Regions from separate parts of the Homo sapiens genome. Here region 1 is linked to region 2. Evidence: read pairs that join two places in POLR2A ChIA-PET (ENCODE). Cell type or tissue: PC-9. All regions are shown on one strand. Each heading gives the region's core, and the rest is flanking DNA. Links, peaks and the distances in the headings are about the cores only. Region 1 overlaps DIO2-AS1 (DIO2 antisense RNA 1). Region 2 overlaps LOC105370591 (a long non-coding RNA gene).

Region 1 (5,396 bases), core at 108-5,107, 170 kb after region 2:
CCTATGGTTTATATTCCTAGCACCGAATTGCTGTTTCTCTCTTGACCAGTATCATGAGCAGGTAACCACATTAATAGCTGGTTCCACTGCCAAAATATTTGGGAATATAAAGGAATTTTATTCAGTGGTTTATAGTGAAATTGGCTGTTCATTGGCAGAAAGAGACACCCAACACACACACCTACATCCTTTAAGTGTGCATGGGAATTCATTCCACTTGTCAAGAGAGATTTATGTAGAAAGAAAGGACACTTGGATTGCTTAGGCATGGGTCCCTTTTACACATTGTGATATCTTTGCAGTCCTGAAGGCCTCTGACAGCATGTCAATGTGGAAAGCAGTATCTTGTTGAAAGCTTGATGAGTACATCTTATTTATAATGCTAACTAATTCTTGTTGCAGATAATCCTCTTCGAGTGATGTTTACATAGGATACAGAGAAATAACAGGATAAAAATAGTTACTATGAAATTCTCCACAGGCTATAAACAGTTTTAACTTTTGGCAAAAGGACCTTATTATTTACATACTCAGACAAATACAGGCCACACACTCCTCAGATTATTAATGTTCCTCTGCAAATAACTGACATACACAGTGTGTAAATATACCAACTGAACCCCTTCCTGTGTCTTAATTAAATTCTACCAATCTTGCTCAGAGTCCTGTGTATTTGGTTTATCTTATGATCATCATTTATATATATCAATAATACTGCAGTCAGAGATCTTTTTTTGCCTTCTTTTTTCTAAAACAAATGCGGTCAGAAGTAATTTGTTTCTTATGAGAGACAATGCCTAACTCCAAAATCTCAGCATTTCAATTCCTCACCGTCCAAATGACCATAAAACTCCAAATAACATCAACTCAAATACCACAATCCTAGTACAGAACAAAGTGGCAGATTTTTTAACTGAAGTAAAGAGTGCACTTGTTTACATGAAAACAGTTATTTCTCTGTCAAATCCTCATGGTAAGAACAGAATCTCAGCTCAACTTTTTTAGGTCAAATGAAGCACCATATTTATAAATAAAGCTTTCATTCTCTTTTCTCTCTAAGCTGTAAATTCTTTGCAACCTCTGGCATTTGCAGTATGAACATTTGTCTGATTTAGTTGCAAGACAGAGACACTCTGTTATGGAACAAGAAGCACTGCTGCAGTCATCCATATCCCAAAACATTCCTAAAACATATGTGTCTTATGGGATTTGTGGTAAGTGGAATAATGACTCCCCAAAAATGTCCACATCCTCACCCCTGGAACCTGTGGCCATGTTACCTTACAAGGCAAAGGGAATTTTGCAGATGTGATTAGGGTTAAGGGCCTTCAGAAGGTGAGAGTATCGTGGCTTATTCAGGTGGGCCCAATTAATCACATAGGTATTTAAGATAGGAAAACTTTCACCCAGTGAGATTAGTCAGAGGGAGATGCTAACACAGAAGACTGGTCTGAAATATGCAATGTTGCTAGCTTTAAAATAGGAGGAAGGGGTAGTTTCCCGAGTCTCTAAGGAATTTGTTTCCTTTGTCTAGTTTCTTTCTAGAAACAGAAAACTGTGAAATCACTTTCTAGAAACTAGACAAAGGAAACAAATTCCTTAGAGACCCCGGAAAGAACTGCAACCCTGCCAACCCCTTGATTTTAGCCCAGTGACACCTGTGTCAGACTTCAACCTACAAAGGTGTAAGATTATAAATTGGTGTTGTTTTAGGTCATTGAATTTGTGGTAATTTATTGCAGCAGCAATAGGAAACTAATACAGAGTATTTTGCAGTTAATAGGCAACACATTCAACTTCACAGGGCATATAACTCCATTTTTGCAAAACATAATTTTTTAGCATTTATTTCTACCAAGAAAATGCACGGCCTTCTCTTTATAAAAAATCATGTATGCTATTAGAACATAAGGAGTTCATCCATCTTCTATTTTCCAGGAAATAAACTCAAGGAGTATTCTAAGGTACTGAAACCAAAACCACTGAACTTCGGTCCTCAAGCTTCAATAAGTTCCCATATTTCCTTAAGGTAAAAGATTCTCAGAATTTTCTAACAGTTAGTAATTTCTGATTTCTCTGAAATCTTGGATTCACCACCAAGTTACAAGGAAAGCAGGTGCAGTGTGGAAAGAGAGGGGAGTGACCCTAAGCCCGGCTCCCAGATGATTTCCTTAGATCCTGGAGTTTCACTCACACCTGGCAGATCACTTTATCATTTATTATTTTCTTATACAAATATTGATTGTGTGTCTATAATGTTCCGAACACTGTGCTGGGGATACAGTGGTGAACATAACAGACAGTGCTTCCATCGCAAGAGCTGGAATTTTTACAGAGTTCCAACAGAGCGATGAGAGTTTACAGAACCATGAGAACTTTCCAGCTAATGAGCACCTGGTAGGGACTCTTGCTCTGCTGAGAATGAAGAGCAGTGACTTAGCAACTGTTAAAACTCACTTCAAGGCTGAGTGCAGTGGCTTACGCCTATAATGCCAACACTTTGGGAGGCTGAGGCAGGTGGATCTTTTGAGCCCAAGAGTTTGAGAACAGCCTGGGCAACATGGCAAGATCTCGTCTCTACAAAAAAATTAAAAATTAGCTGGAGCATGGTGGCATGCGCCCATAGTCCCAGCTACTCAGGAGGCTGAGGTAGCAGGATTGCTTGAACCCAGGAGACGGAAGCTGCAGTGAGCTGAGATGGTGCCACTGCATTCCAGCCTGGGAGACAGAGGGAGACCCTGTCTCAATAAACAAACATACATACAAACAAAAAACAACTCACTTCACCCTCCTGGCAACTTACATCTTTGTCTCTGACCCTATTCCTAATGGGCTAGAATAACAGAGGTCCTATAACTTTTTTTCTATTCTCCACCCTACAACATGTCTTCTTTGTGTGCAAGCTCAGAAAGGCCTTTTGCCTAGTTATTCTCGAATTTTAGTGTGTACAAGAATAACCTGGAGTGTTTGTTTAAAATACAAGTCCCTGGACTGTCATCAAGATAGTCAGATTCCATGAGTGTGATGTGAGATCCAGGAGTCAGAATTGTTAAACAAACACTCCAGGTGAAATCTACTGAAATGGCTGCAGATTGCACCTTCACAAAAACTGATTTATGTGCTGAAGTGTTCATATGCATACAACTAAGAATATTATTACTTTAAAAAAATAATTTTTGTTTTATTCTGAATTTTTGAAATTTTTATTTATGAGGAGAAAAAAATTATGCAACTAATAAATCATCTAGCATTCGAGAGATACTTAGAGATAATCACTGTTAACTTCTGTTCATTTTTTTCCAGTTTATTTTTCCTTATTTGAAGTCATACTGTAAAGGCCTGGGTCTTGCCCATTTCAAGTAAATATAAACAATTTCCCATTGAACTACATTCTTCTTTAAAAATGAGATAGTCTTTCATTAGTCTCCTTTTAGGTTCCTCAGTAAAGTTTATAAATTTTCTTTATGTAGATGACATACATTTCTTGATAACTTGATTCCTAGATATTTTCAAAACTTATTATTAATAACAATTGTTTCCTATTATGTTTTCACGTTTTAAAAATACAAGTATGTATTAAACCCACTGATTTGTATACACTTAAGTTTTAACAGGCTACCTTGTTTCATTCTCTTGGTAGTTCTAACAGCTTTTAAGTCCATTCTCTTTAGTTTGCTATATGATCTGCAAATAATGACAATTTTTTCTCCTTCGCTCTAATATTTATGACTCACTGATTTTTTCCTATCTTCTTGCATGTGCTACAACTTTGAAGCCAACACTAAATAATTAATAATAATTAATGGCCTTACATTATTTCTGACTTTAAGGACATCGTTCCAGTCTTTTACAATTAAGTATCATCTGTTCTACTAATATCAGACCGATCGTTTCACTATGTTAAGGAAGTTTTCTACTATGAAAGTTATGAAGACTTTTAAGATCAAGATGAAGTGTTACATCTTATCAAATAATTTTTTGCATCTACTAAGAAAAGGATTTTTTTTCTTCTTGGTTTTAAATATTAATCCATTTCATAATGTTAAGCTACTGCTGTATTTCCAAAAGAGAAGCATTTACTCATTGATTAATTTTTTAGTATAGTTACAGTAATATTTTAATTAGAATTGCATTCATATTTATAAATGAGATTAATTTGTAATTTTGCACGTGTATATGCAAATATCCACTACATCTGCAAGGTTTCTTATCAGGTTAATAAAGCAAATTGGGAAGATACTCATCTTATTCTAAGTTTTGTTCCAGAGCATAGATTTATTTACTTATTTATTTGGAGATTTTTTTTAATTGCACTTAAAATACTTTGAGCTTGGTATTTCTGAGAATTTGTTTTTGTTGCCATCTATGTGAACAATAGGTTAACTGAGTATAGAATTCTTAAATCACGTCTTATCCTTCAAAATCTGAAGACTGCCTCCTAGCATTTAATATTGTGAAATAGACATAATCCTTAAATAACTTGTTCCCTCTCCCTGAATGATTGCAGGTACTTTTCCTTTTTTTCTGAAGATTGAAGTATGTTGTAGGTTATGTCTGGGATAGTGTCTTTTTGTTTACTTTGCCTAATTTTATTTGATAAATATTTGTATGCTCAAAATTCTAGTGCTCATCTGAAGAAAATTTCCTTCTCATTTTATAATTATTTATCTGTACTGTTTCTATGATCTTCCTAGGTTGAATTGCTTGGGACTATTCTCCAGTTTTTTAAATATTTTCTCTTATAATGACTATTTAAATTTTTCCAGGAGTTTTGTCAGATTTATTAAACATAGCTGAAGATAGTCATAATAGTGAGTTTTGTTTGTGTGTTTTCATATTTGTTTTCCATGTTTGCTATGACAACTTGAAGTGAACTGGGAATGTGATCTTGTTTCTTATAACAACTGAAGTGACTGTTGCTACAAAGTTCCAGTTTCGGATGGGTCCCCACTTCATTCAGGAGGCTTTCACAAGCAAGGACAAGGTATAAGCGCCATAACAGTAGCTCAAGGTATACATCTCAGAGATTTTACTGGAACTGAGATCTATGTAGCACTCCTCATACTTCCTGATTACCCCAGAGCTTAACTGTCCTGAGACAATACCACTCTGAGTGAAGGGCCAACCACCTTGTAAGTCACCATAAGCAATGAAAAGCCTGCTTGAAAAATCTCCTAATACTAACTAGCTTAATCAGCCTCTCTTTTGCCAAAATAAAAGAAAAATAATTATTTGAGGTTCATGGCATTTAAGGCCCCAATTTTCAGTTGTGACAAGGGTTTTTCCTTCTCATTATGGCCCTTTGTTAAATGGGAATGTGAACAGGGAATAAGTTAAATAAATGGATTCAGACCATGTCATCATATGAAAAGAACACTATCATTTTCATTAAAATG
Region 2 (5,396 bases), core at 292-5,291:
GATATATCTTTACAATGTAGAGTGACTAAATTGGTCTAATTAACAAATCTGTTACCTCATATACTTATTATTTTTTGTGTTGAAAACAAAATCTTTTTTATCAGTTTTGAAATTTGCAATGTGTTTTTATTTATTATAGTCACTATTCTGTGCAATAAGTCACTAAAGCTTATTTCTGTCATCTAACTAAAACTTTGTACCCTTTGATCAACATCTTTCCTTTCCCCAATCCCCTCCCTTTCTGAGCCTCTCGTAACCAATGTTCTATTCTCTACTTCTATGAGTTCAACTTTTTTAGATTACACATAAAAGTGAGATCATGTGGTGTATGTCTTTCTGTGCCTGGCTTATTTCACTTAGCATAATATCTTCCAAGTCCATTCATGTTGTCACAAATGATGGGACTGTCCCCTTTTATAAGGCAGAATAGTATCCCATTGTGTATATATCCATTTTCTTTATCCATTTATCTGATGATGAACACTTAGATTGCCACCACATCTCAGCTTCTGTGAATAACCTTGCAATGAACATGGGAGTGCAGATACCACTTTGGCATATTGATTTCAATTTACTTGGATATATACCCAGAAGTGGAATCACTGGATCATATAGTAATTCTATTTTTAGTTTACTGAGGAAACTCCATATTGTTTTCATAATTGCTATATTAATTTACATACCCACCAACACTGTGTAAGTGTTCCCTTTTCTCTACATCATTGCCAATACTTATCTTTCATCTTTTTAATAATAGCCATTCTAACATGTGTGAGGTGATATCTCATTGTGGTTTTAATTTGCATTTCCCAAATGATCAGTAATGATGAGCATATTTTTACATACTTGTTGGCCATTTGTATGTCTTCTTTTGAGAAGTGTGTATTTAGGCCTTTTGCCCATTTTTTGATTGGGCTCTTTGTTTCTTGTTATTTAGTTAAGTTCTTTCCATTTTAGATATTAGCTCCTTATTAGATGTGTGATTTGCAAATATTTTCTCTCAATTTCTACATTGTTTTTCCAATCTGTTAATTGTTTCCTTTGCTGTAGAGAAGATTTTTAGTTTAATGCAATCCCATTTGTCTATTTTTGCTTTTGTTGCCTGTGCCTTTGGGGTCATATTCAAGAAATTTCTGCAAAGACCACTGTCATGGAGCCTGCAATTCAGCACGCGGCTTCTAGTGCCATATTGCCTAGATTTTAAATATTTCCTTCATTCTACAAGTAAGTACGCTAAAATAAATAAGCTAACATCTCTGTCTATTTTTCCTCAAATGCAACATCAGGGTAATACTAGTGTCTACCTCCTTGGATTATTCTAAATTGGATTTATGCATTATTATATATTATGTATTAATACATACTGTTATAATTAATATAAATGAAGTGCTTAGAGTAGTGTCTAACACAAAAGAGCTGTTATTTTTCACTTGGATATAGTTGGCTTTTCCTCACCTCACATGGGCAGCTTTCACTTGCCAACTACTTCAGATTCCTCTTCTGATTCACCCATGCCTACACCTCACTCTGACACATAGTACCACAGAAACTCCTTAAAAGTAGAGACCACATCCTTTACGTTCTTGGGTTTCCCACATAACCTAGCATTGTATTCAGCATAGGGTGGGTAAAAAGTAATGATTTGTGAAAACAAGTTGTCCTGTTTATCCCTAGACAAGAAATTGTCTGTCAGCCACCCTTCTCTCTCTGGTGTCTTGATGAGATGACCCTAATGTCACTCTTGAGATTAATTAAACAGAAATAAGCAGCATGACTATGATGAAGCCATTAAATCTTATAGGGTGTGATTTGCAATATCTTCATTACTTAGTACTCAGTTAATTATTGGGCGAAAGGAAAAAGGTCAAAAACACATGTAAAGATAGATGCCAGCTAATAAGCCCTAATATTCAGAGTATGAACTGTAATAATTCCCTTAGCATCCACAGGGATTGGTTTCAGGACCACTGTGGATACCAACATTTATGGATGCTCAAGTCCCTTATATAAAATGGTTTAGTATTTCATGTAACCTACATACATCCTTCCATATACTTTAAATCATCTCTAGATTACTTATAATACCTAATACAATGTAGATGCTATGTAAACAATTGTTATACTGTACTGTTTTTTATTCCCATTGTGTTTTATTGCTGTATTTTTATTTTTGGGGGTATTTTTGATCCACGGTTGGTTGGATCCACAGATATGGAACCTGAGGATATGGGGTATCCACTATATAATGGTCAAATTACTATTTCTGAAAAATAATAGCCACATTAAGAAATGGGATGAAAAGAAATCAAATTACAAATTTCACTGACATATAGCCAAGAATCTAGTCTACCAAAACACCCTCTACCTTAACCAGTTACCTCCATAATTCTCATACAATAGCCAAAATTAAATACTATTAAAACATGAGGGACAATTCAGTCAATATAGAAAAAATGAAAGGGTAAAAAGTGTTTTTCAGCAAAAGTTACATCTTTTTACCTCCCTCTGGTTTTTGTTTTTGTTTTTTTCATGTATATAGGGATGGATGAGTGGTAGACCTCTGTATGATATATAGAGTTTTTCTTCCAACTTAAGTATTCTATGATTCTAACCTTGACCAGACAACCAGAAGCAGACTATATATTATATTTCTCAACTCCTCGTGCTGACATGATCCATGGCCATAGAGAAATAAAGTGGGACCAAGGAAAGTAAAAATGAGTCTTTCAGGAGGAGAGCCCTGAGTCACCCATCTAGTACTGATCTAGTAAATGACTTTAATAACACCTCCAAAGAACAAAAGAAGAATTTTTATACTTAGTCGACCTTATCTTTCCAAGGTTCAGCCAGGCATTTTAGGGCTACAGACAAATAAATGTGAGAAGGACACAGCCTATATTTTTTAAACTTAAAAATGACATTTTTAAAGGTTCTCTCTAAATCAATGTTTTATAAATTCAATCACTTCAAATGTGTTTAAAAAGTTTGGTATTTCAAGTAACTCTAGAATGATTCTTTCCACATAGCAAATGATTGGCAGTTCATGTATGTGATTGATATATTCACTTTTGTAATTAATCAGAGTCCATCCCTAACAGAAAAAAAAAAAAAAGTGCCATAACGCCAGAGGTTTCTTATCAGGTTTATTCTTGCCTTTGTTTTGTAAAGACTAGGCAAGTTAATATATGTAAAGCTTTTCAAAAGAGTCTAACAGTTGTAAGCATTCAAGAAACATCAGCTGTTGTTGCTCATGTCTTTTTTCTTTATGGTAGTATGCTCATAAATTCCCAAAAATATTCCCTAGTGAGGTGGGTTGGAGAAACCCTCTTTTTAGAGAAAAGCTTGCTTTTCTATGAACCTCTCCTCACTACCAAATTCTCCCTAAGGCAAATAAAAGCTCTAACTGGAAAAACAGGACTCAAGTAAATTCTTTAGAGGATTTCACAATCAGATTTAGCCCAAGTAATGCATAATTCATAATACTGAGTTCATATTTTGGCTAAGACAAAAAGTCAGCTATTAGTCTTACTTATATTAATTTAAGTAGTAAAATCTCACTTGTATTTCTACTTAGCCTTTTATTGTCAAGTCTAATTACTTACTTAAGTAAGTTTATCTGCCCTGATTATCACCTATAAAAATTAAGAGTTTTATCTATGTTTTTCTTTCAAATTTCACAAGTTCTTTTGAATTTCAGAAATTTTAACACCTAAACCAATAGATATATTTTTACATGCTACCCGTTCTGATAAAAAGTATAAAGGAGGCGGTATAACATAGAATTAAAAGATGGGTTTTGGAATCAGACACAGCTTTCCCCTTCTATTAATCATTAGGCCTTCAGCACATTCGTTATCCTCTTTCAACTTCAGTTTTCTCATTTCTAAGATACTGACAAAAATAGTTAAGAGTTTGTAGAGTTATTGTGGAAAATTAAGTAATTTAAAATAAATGTTCATAGTAAATTCTTGATGTTGGCAATTCTACAAAAATTGCTGAGGTGGGCAGAATTCCAGAGGTCATTAGTATAACCTTTGATTATTAGCTTCAACAACTATTCATTTAATTAAAAATTAAGTAAAAATATAATATATATACTGTTCTCAAGTACAGATATTTACTTTGACCTTGTACATTGATATTCACTCAGATCTAAGTACACAAACACACACATATATTTACATAGTTATATGTCCATTCATATGTGCCTTTATATGTACAATATGAATATTGTTGGTCTGTGACTTCCTTTGAACAAATTTAACGACATATTAACCATTTATTTTCTGGACTTGGGATTGGCTCAGCGTATTCTCACTGAAACTCAAATTTTCCATGTTTTTCCATTAGAAAACATTTTCTGTTTTCCTACAGCTTTGATAATGCCTAGTAATGAGAATTCTTCATTCATTATCTGTTTGAAAAACCTAATGTGTTATATTTAAATCTAGACCATCTATTAAAACTTTAGAAAGAGCTATCCTTCCTTCCTATAACCATCTCTAACCCATCAGTTTTCAAATACATTAATTTATGTTACAGGATCACATCCAAGCCCTGCATTGTTTACCTGGACGGTACCAAAACCTCTCTTGCTAAAAAATACGAAAATTACCCAAGAATAGGAAAGCATCCAATTCCTTCCATATTGGTAAATGTTGGTGTTTGAATGTATGGGGACTATAAGTTTGAGGAACCTATGGGTGTTTACCAAATAACGTATTGTACTTTGTAATAAAGATGATGTTACTAACTTATCTTCACAACACAGCAGTTTCAAATTGTTTTTCCAATAGAATAATGTATTATATAAACATGCATATTCTTAAATAAATTTTGCCCTATCTGCTCCCCATCCCCTGCTTCTTTCACTTCATTCCTTTCTTAATCAAATATATTTATGGCTGGGGTAAGTAGGGTTGAGAGTATAATATGTATTCTCCAATAGATAAAACATAACTGGCCCATACTGAGCTCATGACTCTGACTTCATTAAATGCTTACACTCATTCATGGAGCTAACTGGCCTACACTTACTTGATATTAATTGGGTTACTGATAAATTAAATTAGCCCTAGTATAATTTCAATATCCTTATAAACTCAAGAAAAAATCTTGGCTAGCTAGTGAAGTTACGTTATCGACCTTCCCTCTATTACTTAGTAACCAAAACAAGATACTCTTTGAATCTTTAGGGTTCTATTTTGTCTCTGACCGGTATTTTTCAACATTTTGTATGTGTGTGCGTGTGTATGTGCATATTAGCTGTTACTGCATCTAGAATTCTTTTATGCCTAAATCTCCTGGTTTCTTCTTCCCTATTCCCTCACTATTTATGAATATGCTAAATATTTTTGCCATGGCATAACATTTCTGGGTTTTCTATGAAGTTGATT

What was found. Peaks named below come from ENCODE experiments on the same cell type or tissue, not always from the same donor. Only the 100,000 strongest peaks of a DNase experiment are listed, where the experiment ranks them.
Region 1: POLR2A ChIA-PET joins it to region 2 with 7 read pairs; 2 of 35 experiments call an interaction of 5 or more read pairs at or near these places.

The regions. Positions count from the first base shown.
Region 1 is chr14:80,322,891-80,328,286 of GRCh38, forward strand. All of the region lies in intron 2 of DIO2-AS1 (DIO2 antisense RNA 1), which reads left to right. Among named protein-coding and RNA genes, the nearest start is that of DIO2, 110 kb to the left of the region's middle. In PC-9, for the core only: no CTCF peak of the experiment used is centred there; no DNase peak of the experiment used is centred there.
Region 2 is chr14:80,148,970-80,154,365 of GRCh38, forward strand. It overlaps LOC105370591 (a long non-coding RNA gene), which reads left to right. Exons shown (of 3, transcript XR_944070.3): 2 at 1,128-1,224; 3 at 4,543-4,760. Among named protein-coding and RNA genes, the nearest start is that of DIO2-AS1, 60 kb to the right of the region's middle. In PC-9, for the core only: no CTCF peak of the experiment used is centred there; a DNase peak (open chromatin) is centred at 3,412.